Regions from separate parts of the Homo sapiens genome. Here region 2 is linked to region 1. Evidence: chromatin loops called from intact Hi-C (ENCODE). Cell type or tissue: GM12878. All regions are shown on one strand. Each heading gives the region's core, and the rest is flanking DNA. Links, peaks and the distances in the headings are about the cores only.

What was found. Hi-C counts contacts between places; a loop is a spot of excess contacts. Peaks named below come from ENCODE experiments on the same cell type or tissue, not always from the same donor. Only the 100,000 strongest peaks of a DNase experiment are listed, where the experiment ranks them.
Region 2: it touches region 1 in a loop (4-fold over the local background); 1 of 110 quality-filtered maps calls a loop at or near these places.

What each region holds. Positions count from the first base shown.
Region 1 is chrX:46,625,761-46,631,141 of GRCh38, reverse strand. The region is part of intron 14 of SLC9A7 (solute carrier family 9 member A7); the gene reads left to right. LOC124905182 (a long non-coding RNA gene) reads right to left here. Exons shown (of 2, transcript XR_007068222.1): 2 at 4,236-5,381. Among named protein-coding and RNA genes, the nearest start is that of CHST7, 55 kb to the right of the region's middle. In GM12878, for the core only: no CTCF peak of the experiment used is centred there; DNase peaks (open chromatin) are centred at 2,181, 2,680 and 4,301; H3K4me3 peaks cover 360 bases; H3K27ac peaks cover 3,412 bases.
Region 2 is chrX:46,707,717-46,713,097 of GRCh38, reverse strand. All of the region lies in intron 1 of SLC9A7 (solute carrier family 9 member A7), which reads left to right. Among named protein-coding and RNA genes, the nearest start is that of SLC9A7, 49 kb to the left of the region's middle. RefSeq lists an enhancer at 1,948-3,147. In GM12878, for the core only: no CTCF peak of the experiment used is centred there; a DNase peak (open chromatin) is centred at 2,577; H3K27ac peaks cover 3,872 bases.

The sequences.
Region 1 (5,381 bases), core at 58-5,057:
ATTTGGAAAGGGCATAGCAGGGACGGCTTGCCTTTTCTCCATGAAGTCCACGGCCCCAGGTGGGAAAACCAGGAGCCTGGGGCTGGAATCATGCAAAGGTTCATTTACTCATATGTCTGGCACCTGGGCTGGAAGGACCCAACCACAAGGACTTCTGACAGGAATGTCTGTGCAGGGCTTTTCCATGTGGCCTGAGCTGCCTGCCAGCATGGTGGCTGCTGGGTAGTTGGATTTCTTATGTGATGGCTTAAGGTTCCAAAAGCAAGTGTCCCAGCAAGCAAGGTAGAGGCTATATCACCTTTTCTGACCTAATCTTGCAAGTTCTACAGCATCACTTCCGTGGCTTTCTATTGCTTAGAAATGCATTCCTAAGACCAGCCCAGACCCAATGGGAGGGGATAGAGACCATAACCTCTGGATGGGAAGAGTATCAACAAATTTACAGACAAGAATTGAGGTTGCCATATCATCCCTGTTGTGCAGCTGTCGGGATGATTTTGTCTCTAGGTCTGGCTCTTTATCCAGGTCAGCATGACCTGGGCAGGCAAGGTGGGGAAAGGAGAGTTATGATAGGGGCAGAAATGTGTTACCAATATATTATTTGACCTTGGGAGTCAATAACTATGTCGTTCAGCATTGAATGCCCAGTGCTGAGCACAGTGGCTGGCACATGCAGGAACCTGATAGGTGTTTGTTGGGTGGATGAGGGAATGAGAGAGATGCAGCATGCAACAGGCAGCTTTACTGACCACCTGTGTATGTTGTCCATGAAACCCTATTCTTTTTTTTCCAGTCAGCTTTGAATCTGACTCATCATTGCACTTAATCCTGCAGCAGTCTGCAGCAGACTTCACATTCCATAGGATCTTCTAAATGATTCCATCTACCAAATCAGATTTAATAAGGCTGGCAAAATGTGGTGCTGTGTGGGGTCAATGGGGTGCCACTGTGGCCTTTTGTGGTTTCTTTCTCTTTAAGGGTGGCCACAGCCTGATAAGGCATTTATAGCATTGATGTCCATTCTAGGTCCCTGCTCAAGGGACACAAAGCCATGACCTGGAAAGTTCTGGACATTTTGGGAAGAGTTTTCAATAAGCTTCATTGGAGATTTGGCACCCACTTTAATGAGCTCCAGAAGACCTTTGAGATGATCTTAGAATTGGCCATTATGTCAGTTGGGAGCATGTGGTCTCAGTGAGTTCTCTTTGAAAATTTGCTATTTGACTCTAGCTTTGATTAAGGACTTTAGAAAACAGGAGTTCAGGAACTGAGCACCTCGAGGCTAATTTAGAGTATAACAGTTTGGGAGATCTTGAAACTCAGCCTGAGAAAACCCCAGGGGAAAACATGATGGCCGTCCTTATTTCACCAAAGGAAAGATAATGGCTCTGGTAGGACATGGCTGCCCTATTCTAAAGCATCCTCCACAGAACTGTGGCCAGTCTAGATTAATTTTGTAAGAAAAAAAGGCCAATAGCAGCTGGATCATAAGATTTGGAGAGATTTCATCTTGCTCTGGACCATTCAAAACATCCCCACCCCCTTTGCTGTTTCCCATTGCTCCTACCTCTGCATTCAAGCATCTGTAACAGGAAATAAGTGAAAGGATTTGGCTGGTCATGTAGTAGAACTTACTATGTATCACATGAGCCCTGCGCACTGGGAACACTGGGCTTGTAATTAGATTCAGTAACAAGCTTACTGTCACTTTTCTGTGGAAATGTTTGAGTGAGAAAGCAGCAGGTCCAAAGTGCTGAGGGTTCTTGTATTTAGTCCATGCAGTAACAGCTAAAATAGCCCCCACCCCCAGGTGGAGTGAGTCTCAGGAACCTCCCTGGATGGGCCTGGATGGATGAACTCAGTGTTCCTGTCAGCTCCCAGAGGGCCCCTTGGGCTGAGAGCACCGCACATGTGGTGTTGTGAACGGGCTGGCAGCCACTCGCGCTGCACTCCTAATGGCACCCTGTTTGCCACAGCCCTAGCCAGAAGCTGTGTCACAGCTTCCCCCTGACCTCCTTCCTTCCAGACCTCATACACAGTCATGCAGAGGGCCCCTCAAAGTCAGTTCCACTGACCTTTTGAAAGGTTTTCAAGATTGCTGTCATATGGGGAAAAACATGCAAACTTCAAGCTTGGTTCTCCAGGACACCCTCTTAGAAATGACTCACGCCCTTGTGCAGAGAGGACCTTATTTCTCCAGTTCCTCCTGGTCTGACCTCCTCATTCTAGTGAGCCACTAACAGCAGGGCTCAGTGCACTCTGTGGCCATGAGAAACAGGAAAACAGAAATAAATGGGCTTCTCATTTTTGGGTGAAACCCTGGGTTCTTGCAGTTTCCCCTGAAATAGATCCAGGTCACATGCTCAGTGTTGTCATGAAACTGAAATCAGAGGTAGGGAAAGTCCAGATGTTTGTTCTCCACCAGAGAAAAAAAAGGGCGGTTCTCTTTACCTCATTTTCTAAATAATCTTCCTAAAAACAACAAACAAAAAAGTGACATTTGATGGGAAGGCATGTCTTATAATGAGCACAATTCTCCTCACTGGTCTTGAAGCCCAAGGCTATAAACAGAGTCATGGCTAGGGAGCTACAGAATATTAGCTCATGTGGGAAAAGGAAGGGAGCTGTTGGCTAGAACTTTGCTTCATGTGGGGAAAGCATAAAAATATTGTGGGCAGACTTCAGCTTTGTGTCCCCTGGTAAGTTTGACTCATTAGAACAAAACAAGACAAAAAAAACAAAAAACAAAAAACAAAACTCAGTGCTTTGTTTCTCTGGAGGTCTTGGTGACTTTGCAACCAAAACAAAAACAACCCTAGCTGGAGGCAAGCTGCCCAGCCCTGGGGGTGGCCTCCCACCCCGATAAAGCAGGGGACTTTTCATGCCAGACCAGACAGCTGAGATTTCTGTTGGCCGTACATGCAGACACATCATTCACTTCCTTCCCTGAGTTTACAGAAGAGCACTCATTGATGAGGCCACTTTGGAGCAGCTAAGAGTGTGAATCTGAATTTATCCCAGTTTCACCATATCAACAGGACAAGGTCACAAGCCGGATATTAATGGAGTGTGGAGGAAAGGAAACCACCAATGCCTGTGTATATGCACACGTGTGTGCGTGTCTGTCTGTGTGTATGTAGTGAAAACTGTAGAAAATCAGCAGTTTATTGTTGCGTTCACATATGACTTTCTGAGCAAGTTAGAATCATTTGTTTCTGGGTCCTCCGTGTTTTTTTTTGTTTGTTTTTGTTTCTCCAGGCTGAAATCTGATACCCGTAAATCTGTCACCTAAATCTTTAACTTCAAACAGTTGCAGAGGTGCCTTTCCTCCAGTTGCTACTCTGTGACCACCGCCCCCCCCCCAACCCGCCCATTTTTTTGTGCTTCCAAGTGCCTCCCTTGGCCCCTGATTTCCCTTTCTGCTCTTCCTTTTCTGTTTTCTAAAAACTCAGAGTCAAGATCAATTTATTCATTTATTTGACAAATAGTTATTGAGCACCTGTTCTATTTCAGGCATTCTTTCAGGTTCTGGGAAAATATCTGCAACAAGGTAGATGAATCTGCATCCTGAAGGGCTTGGTGACAAGGTGATAAAGGGTGAGGGTGGAGAGTGGCAGAAGCAAGAGAGTGGAGACACTCAGGCCTCACCAGCCCCACTGAAGCAGAATCTGCATTTTAACAGTGTCTCCAGGGAATGTGTGTACATTTTACCATTAGAAAAGCCCTGATCTAGGCAATGTATAGCTCTGGAGAGTTTTAAGCAGGGAAGAAAACTATCTGTGTATCACGGTCAGAGATTTGACTCTGGTTTTTTTTTTGTTTTGTTTTGAGACAGGGTTTCCCTCTGACGCCAAGGCTGGAGTGCAGTGGTGCAATCACAGCTCATTGCAGCCTTGACCTCTTGGGCCCGAGGGATCCTCCTCCCTCGGCCTCCTGAGTAGCTAGGACCACAGGTGTGTGCCACTTCACCAAGCTAATTTATAAAATATTTTTCTAGAGACAGGGTCTTGCTTTGTTGCACAGGCTGGTCTCAAACTCCTGGGCTCAAGTGATCTTAACCCTCCCAAAGTGCAGGGATTACAGGCATGAGCCCACTGCCTGGCTGATTCCCTGTTTCTAAACCCTATTATTACCCTCTGCTGAGAAATCTTGGATCCATTATCCCAATGATATGACAAAGGCCCTGTATTAGTCCATTCCCACACTTCTATAAAGAACCACCTGAGGCTGGGTAATTTATGAAGAAAAGGTTTAATTGACTCATAGTTCTGCAAGCTGTACAGGAAGCATAGCTGGGAGGCCTCAGGAAACGCACAATCATAGTGAAGGCAAAGGGGAAGCAAACACATCTTACCATAGCGGAGCAGGAGAGAGAGAGAGCAAGGGGGAAGTGCCGCACACTTTTAACCAGATCTCGTGAGAACTCACTCACTATCACAAGAACAGCAAGGGGGAAGTCTGCCCCCATGATCCAGCCACCTCTTACCAGGCCCCACCTCCAACGCTTAGGATCACAACTTGAGATGAGACTTGTGGGGGTACACAGAGCCCAAACATACCAGGCCCAGGCCGGGCGTGGTGGCTCACACCTGTAATCCCAGCACTTCGGGAGGCCAAGGCAGGTGGATCACCTGAGGTCAGGAGTTCAAGACCAGCCTGGCCAACATGGCAAAACCCCATCTCTACTAAAAATACAAAAATTAGCTGGGCATGGTGGCAGGCACCTGTAATCCCAGCTACTTGGAAGGCTGAGGCAGGAGAATCGCTTGATCCCGGGAGGCGGAGGTTGCAGTGAGCCGAGATCACACCACTGCACTGTAGCCTGGGTGACACAGCGAGACTCCATGTCCGAAAAAGAAAAAAAGCATATCAGGCCCAAATCAAGTGACATCATTTATTTACTCTTCTGCTCCATATTAGTTGTCTGTGACTGCTGTAACAAATTACCACAAATTTAGTGGCTTAAAACAATAAAGTTTTGTTTTTGTTTTTGTTTTTTTTTAAGGGACAGAGTTTCACCATGTTGGGGCTGGTCTTGAACTCCTTGGCTCAAGTGATCTGCCTGTCTTGGCCTCCCAAAGTGCTGGGATTATAGGCATGGGCCACCATGCCCAGCCAAAACAATACAGTTTTGTCATCCTTACAGTTCAGTAGATCAGATACCTGGTGGGCTCAGCTGGTTTCTCTGCTTCAAGTTTTTCAAGGTGTTGGCAAGGCTAAGCTCTGGGGAGAAGCCACTTCCAGGCTCATTCAGGTTGTCAGTAGAATTCAGTTCCATGTGGTTGTAGGACTGAGGTCCTGTGTTCTTGCTGCAAAGCCAGCAACAGTGGGGCAAGTCAAGCTCTGAATCTCTCCCGCCCTTTCTTCTACTGCATTCCTTC
Region 2 (5,381 bases), core at 59-5,058, 82 kb before region 1:
CTCTTAACTGGTTATTCCCTCTTATCAGATTATGAGAATTAAATAGCACACAATGCTTCCTTTTTGTTTCAGTTATCAAGAAACTCAGAGCACCATGTAATGCTTGATTACAATAACAAAAAGTCTAGGAGGACCATAAATTTACTTCCTCCTTGTATGCTATAGTTCAGTACTGTCGTTTTCTATTTTAAGTGGCTTGCTGTGTAGAGCATCTTAAAGGCTTTACAAAATAGCCTGAGTATACCTAATTTGGCATTTGACTAATTTAACATTTCCCCAGATGTGACTCAAACATTTTGTAAATGTAGTGAATTTAAAAGACCCAGGTGTCTAGCAGTAGGGACATGGTTTAATAAACTGTGGCATATTAATACACTGCATTTAGAATTTTTATCTTAAATTCTAAAGCAAATCTGTCACTGAGCCCTTATACAAGACTCAGTGCACAATGTATAACTGAACAGCAGTGAACATGAATGAATTTATGTTTCAACGTGAGTAACTGATATGGTTTGGATATTATTTGTCCCCTCCAAATCTCATGTTGAAATGTGACCTCTCATGTTGGAGGTGGGCCTGGTTGGAGGTGTTTTGATTAATGGGGGTGGATCCCTCATAAATGGCTTGGTGCCATCCCTGCCACTAATGAGTGAGTTCTTGATCTGTTAGTTCAGGTGGGATCTGGTTGTTTAAAGAACCTGGCATCTCCCCACTCTCTCACTTGCTCCCTCTCTTCATGTGACATGCTGGCTCCCCTTCGCCTTCCACCATGGTTATAAGCAGCCTGAGGCCCGCCTCAGAGACAGATGTGGACACTGTGCTTCCTGTACAGCCTGCAGAACCATGAGCCAAATAAACCTCTTTTCTTTATAAATTACCCAGTCTCAGGTATTTGTTTATAGAAATGCAAATAGACTAACACAGTAACCTGCAAAAAACATAATATGGAGTTAAAAAAGGGAGATGCAGCAAAATTCATTCAGTTAATACAACAGAAAATGCTGCTTGTCCCCCAGTATCTGCTTTCCATTTTTTTCCTCATAATAGACTTTTAGAAGGTTCAATGACCTCCCAGAAAGAAGACTTTATTTTCTTGCCTCTCTTGCAGCCAAATATGATCATATGACCAAGTACTTGGCCAATAGGATATCAGTGGAAGTGTGTGTGTGTGTGTGTGTGTGTGTGTGTGTGTGTGTGTAATTTAGAGGCTGTGCCGTTAAAGGGAGTGCCTTCCCTGGTTGTTTTCTCGTTTCCCTTTGCCTGACACGTGGGCCTGATGGTGAGGGCAACACCCTCTTGGTGGTAGAGCAGGAAGATTAGGGAGGGGTAGTGAGGGAGGAGTAGGGAGCCACCACTTCATCCCAGGAATACTTATGCACTGACTCTTCTGTGAAGGAAAGAGAAACTTGTCTAAGCCACCATTATTTTGGTCTTTGTTCCAGCAGCTACACCTGCTTCCTAATTCTATATGATACTATTTATGTAAGTTAAAATGAGCAAAAGAATATTTATTATGTATCTGCGGACATGTATATTTAGTAAACCTGGACTGGATACAGACTAAAATGAATGACAGTTGCCTCCGAGGTAGAAGGGAAGGAATGGGACCAGGGAAGGAGGAAATACAGCCTACTTCCTCTCTTTACACTAAGCCACAAGGGATTCTCTCTTTTCTGTGTGTCGTGCTCAGTCAACTATGTCAGAGTAGGACAGTCAATTCAATGATGAAGAATCTGTATGTTTGTGATCTTTGTGATTGCTTTATGCCACGCGGTTTTCTGTTGGCTTTTAACAGTGACTTTTACCCCATATGAAGTGATTGGATTAAGAGAAAATAGTGGCTCACCCTTAAAACAAATGTGGAGGACAGAGCCATGGCTGTCATAACAGGAGTGAGCTATGAAATAGACCTGGGAAAACAGATGCTATTGCAGTTTGATGGTAAGGCCTGTGGCACAGGTGTTGCTGGCAGGCTGCAAGAGGCCCCAACAGGGGGCCTTCTCCATTTGCCCAGACTCTAGACAATGCCATTGCTGGCTCAAAAGCTGAAATCGTCAGCAGCCTGGGTGACTGTCTCTTGGGGTCAGGCTCACGTTAATCAGGCTCAGAGAGCCTGAGGCTAAACCAGAGTGCCAATCGATTAATTTATGATAAGAGATTTGGCTGTTGCAGAGCAGAATGTATGTTCAGGCTGAGCAGAGCATTTTTTTTCTGAGTAGGCAAGTAGCAGGGGACCCCAGGTTGTCATCAGAAAGTTGCTTAGAAAGGACAGAGGAAGAACAGAGGCAATTGGTTATGGTATGCTCATAAATAGACTGGAAAAGCCTGATGGGTCCATCTCCTTGCTGGAATAGCCTTGACTCCACCTCTCCCCACTAACAGCCACTGTATCCTTTCCTTTATCAGTGGTTACATGCATGATCTCATCATCTGACTTTTGGAGTCAGCCTTTCTTCTCTCTCTCTCTCTCTTTTTTTTCCCACAGTATTTTTTTCAAACTAGATTCCACAGAATGGACTGGGTTTTCCCTAAACGAATCTCAGGTGCATTCCAGGTGAGTCACATTGCAGTTTGGGGATTCCCAGGCTCTTAAGGGCATACAAACAGCTCATCTGGTTTACTCCCTCAATTTGCCAGTTACATCCAACATATGACAATTTTGCTGGCTAACACTGAGGGAACCTTCATTCTCTTACCTCTAAATCTATGGGGGCCCTCACTGTCCACTTCCCTATTCCAGGTACATTCCATGATGCATTTAGTTGTATTTCTGAATGCGGTTCTTCTTGTCACATGGCAGTCCTTCTGTCTTCCCACTTGTCCCTGCTTTCACTCTGTTTACCTAAATGTGGAAGTGCCTAAGGGGCAGTCCTTGCTCACATAACTTTGGCTCTCTGATGTGTGGCTTTAGAGATCATTTGTGCACAGCTAGCTTCCAGGTCTTTATATTCAGTCCTGAATGTATTCTTACAATACAGTCCTAAAAGTCACTCCTTTTATAAGTAGTTGTTGGACAAGATAATACATATGATAGTACAAAATTCAAAAGTTAGAAGGCAAACTGAAAAACCGGCCTCCCTTTCTCCCTGGAGATAAATGTATTCCATTGTCTTCTCTGGAGACAAATACACTCATCAGTTGAGCCATTTCTGCCTGAATGTGCCATGCTGTATTTAAAATCAGCGTATGTAATAACGCAGTTGGCACTGTTGCTCTAGAGTGCCATCAACACCCACCTAGATGTTGAGGTGCCCTCCCTTCTCACATTGCCTAATGGTTCCCCGGAGAACCTTGAGAACCCCACTGCTATAGTATAAACTAAAAGAATGGCTGCTGGAATTTCCTTACGATGCTTTTTTGCTTTTGTAGAATTCACCTTCAGTTAGCTATGAACTCTCAGAGGATAGCAATTGTTGTATGCTGTTTCTGGCATATCCCCTTTAGTGCTTTACACAGTCTTATACATACAGTAGGGTTTTTTTTTGTTGTTGTTGTTATTTTAGGTAACATTTTTTGAACTTTTTTTGTTAGTTTAGGTAATGGGTGTAGGCATTTGTTTTTAAAAACATCAAAAAAAGTAACTGCTGGCAGAAAATGTAATGAAAAGAAGATGAGCAGCTGCCTGTTGTATTATGTATTATGATAGCTTAGTACCTTTAAATTTTTTTTTCTGAACTTATTTTTATTTTTGAGAACAGAGTCTCACTCTGTCACCCATGCTGGAGTGCAGTGGTGTGATCTCAGCTCACTGCAGCCTTGACCTCCTGGGTTCAAGCAATCCTCCCACTTCAGCCTCCTGAGTAGCTGGGACCACAGGTGCGCACCACCGCAGCAGGCTAATTTTTGTATTTTTTTTTACAGAGACAGAGTTCCACTTTGTTGCCCACGCCGGTCTCGAACTCCTGGGCTCAAGTGATCCTCCTGCCTTAGCCTCCTAAGTAGCTGGGATGACAGGCATGTGTCACCACGAGTTTAGTGCCTTTTTCAGTGGAACTTCTTTCCTTGTTCTCTGATAGTGTACCACTGTCCTACCTCAGCACATCCCACGACACTGCCTGAGCTCCTTTCCTCCTTACCACTTACAACATACTATTTAACGCATTTATCTTATTTTTAAACATCTTTCCCCCTGCTAGAATGTAAGCCCTATGAAGGGAGGGCAGGATTTTTGTCCCTGTTGTTGACTCTTATGTTCCCAGAGCCTAGCATATGGTAAGCTGCTCAACAAATATTTGTTGAATGTATAACCTGGTGAGATACCAATTGTTTATGTTGTCATTGAATTGATTACCATCACCAATCCTAGATTTCTCTTTGTTCTGTCCCCCACTGATACTAGGTATCAGTGCTTTGAGACCAGGAAGACATTTTTCGTTTCTCTGCAAACAAAACCTGTAGTTTGGGGCTGAGTGACTTAGAGGCATGTGGAAGGAAGAAAGAACATAATCAGTGGTGCTAGAACACAACGCCTTGCTTGGGCTCTGCTGTCAGTGCCTGACATATTCTCCAAACAACACTCCCCACTTGTATTTTACTAGCCTAGTTTGAGTACCTCTTTTTTTTTTTTTGAGACGGAGTCTCACTCTGTCGCCCAGGCTGGAGTGCAGTGGTGCGATCTCGTCTCACTACAACCTCTGCCTCCTGGGTTCAAGCAATTCTCCTGCATCAGCCTCCTGAGTAGCTGGGATTACAGGCACCCGCCACCATGCCTGGCCAATGTTTTTGTATTTTTAGTACAGCTAGGGTTTCGCCATGTTGGCCAGGCTGGTCTCCAACTCCCGACCTCAGGTGATCTGCCCACCTCGGCCTTCCAGAGTGCTGGGATTACAGGTGTGAGTCACCATGCCTGGCCTTGAGTACCTTTAATAAAGGTGATTCATGTCCCTATTTGTTATTTCCACCACAGAGTATATCATTTTTCGTGGCTTAATTTTTCTTTTTTAAAAAAATTTTTGAGACAGGGTCTTGTTATGTTACCCAGGCTGGTCTCGAGCTCTTGTGCTCAAGCAGTCCTCTCACCTCAGCCTCCCAAGTAGCTGGCACTAAAGGTACATGTCGGCCGGGCGCAGTGGCTCACGCCTGTAATCCCAGCACTTTGGGAGGCTGAGGGCGGGTGGATCGCTTGAGGTCAGGAGTTTGAGACCAGCCTGGCCAACATGGTGAAACCCCTTCTCTACTAAAAATACAAGGATTAGCTGGGCATGGTGGCGTGCACCTGTAGTCCCAGCTACTTGGGAGGCTGAGACAGGAGAATTACTTGAACTCGAGAGGTGGAGGTCGCGGTGAGCTGAGATCGTGCCACTGCACTCCAGCCTGGACGACAGAAAGAGACTCTTGTCTCAAACAAACAAATAAATAAAGGCACATGTCACCACACCTGG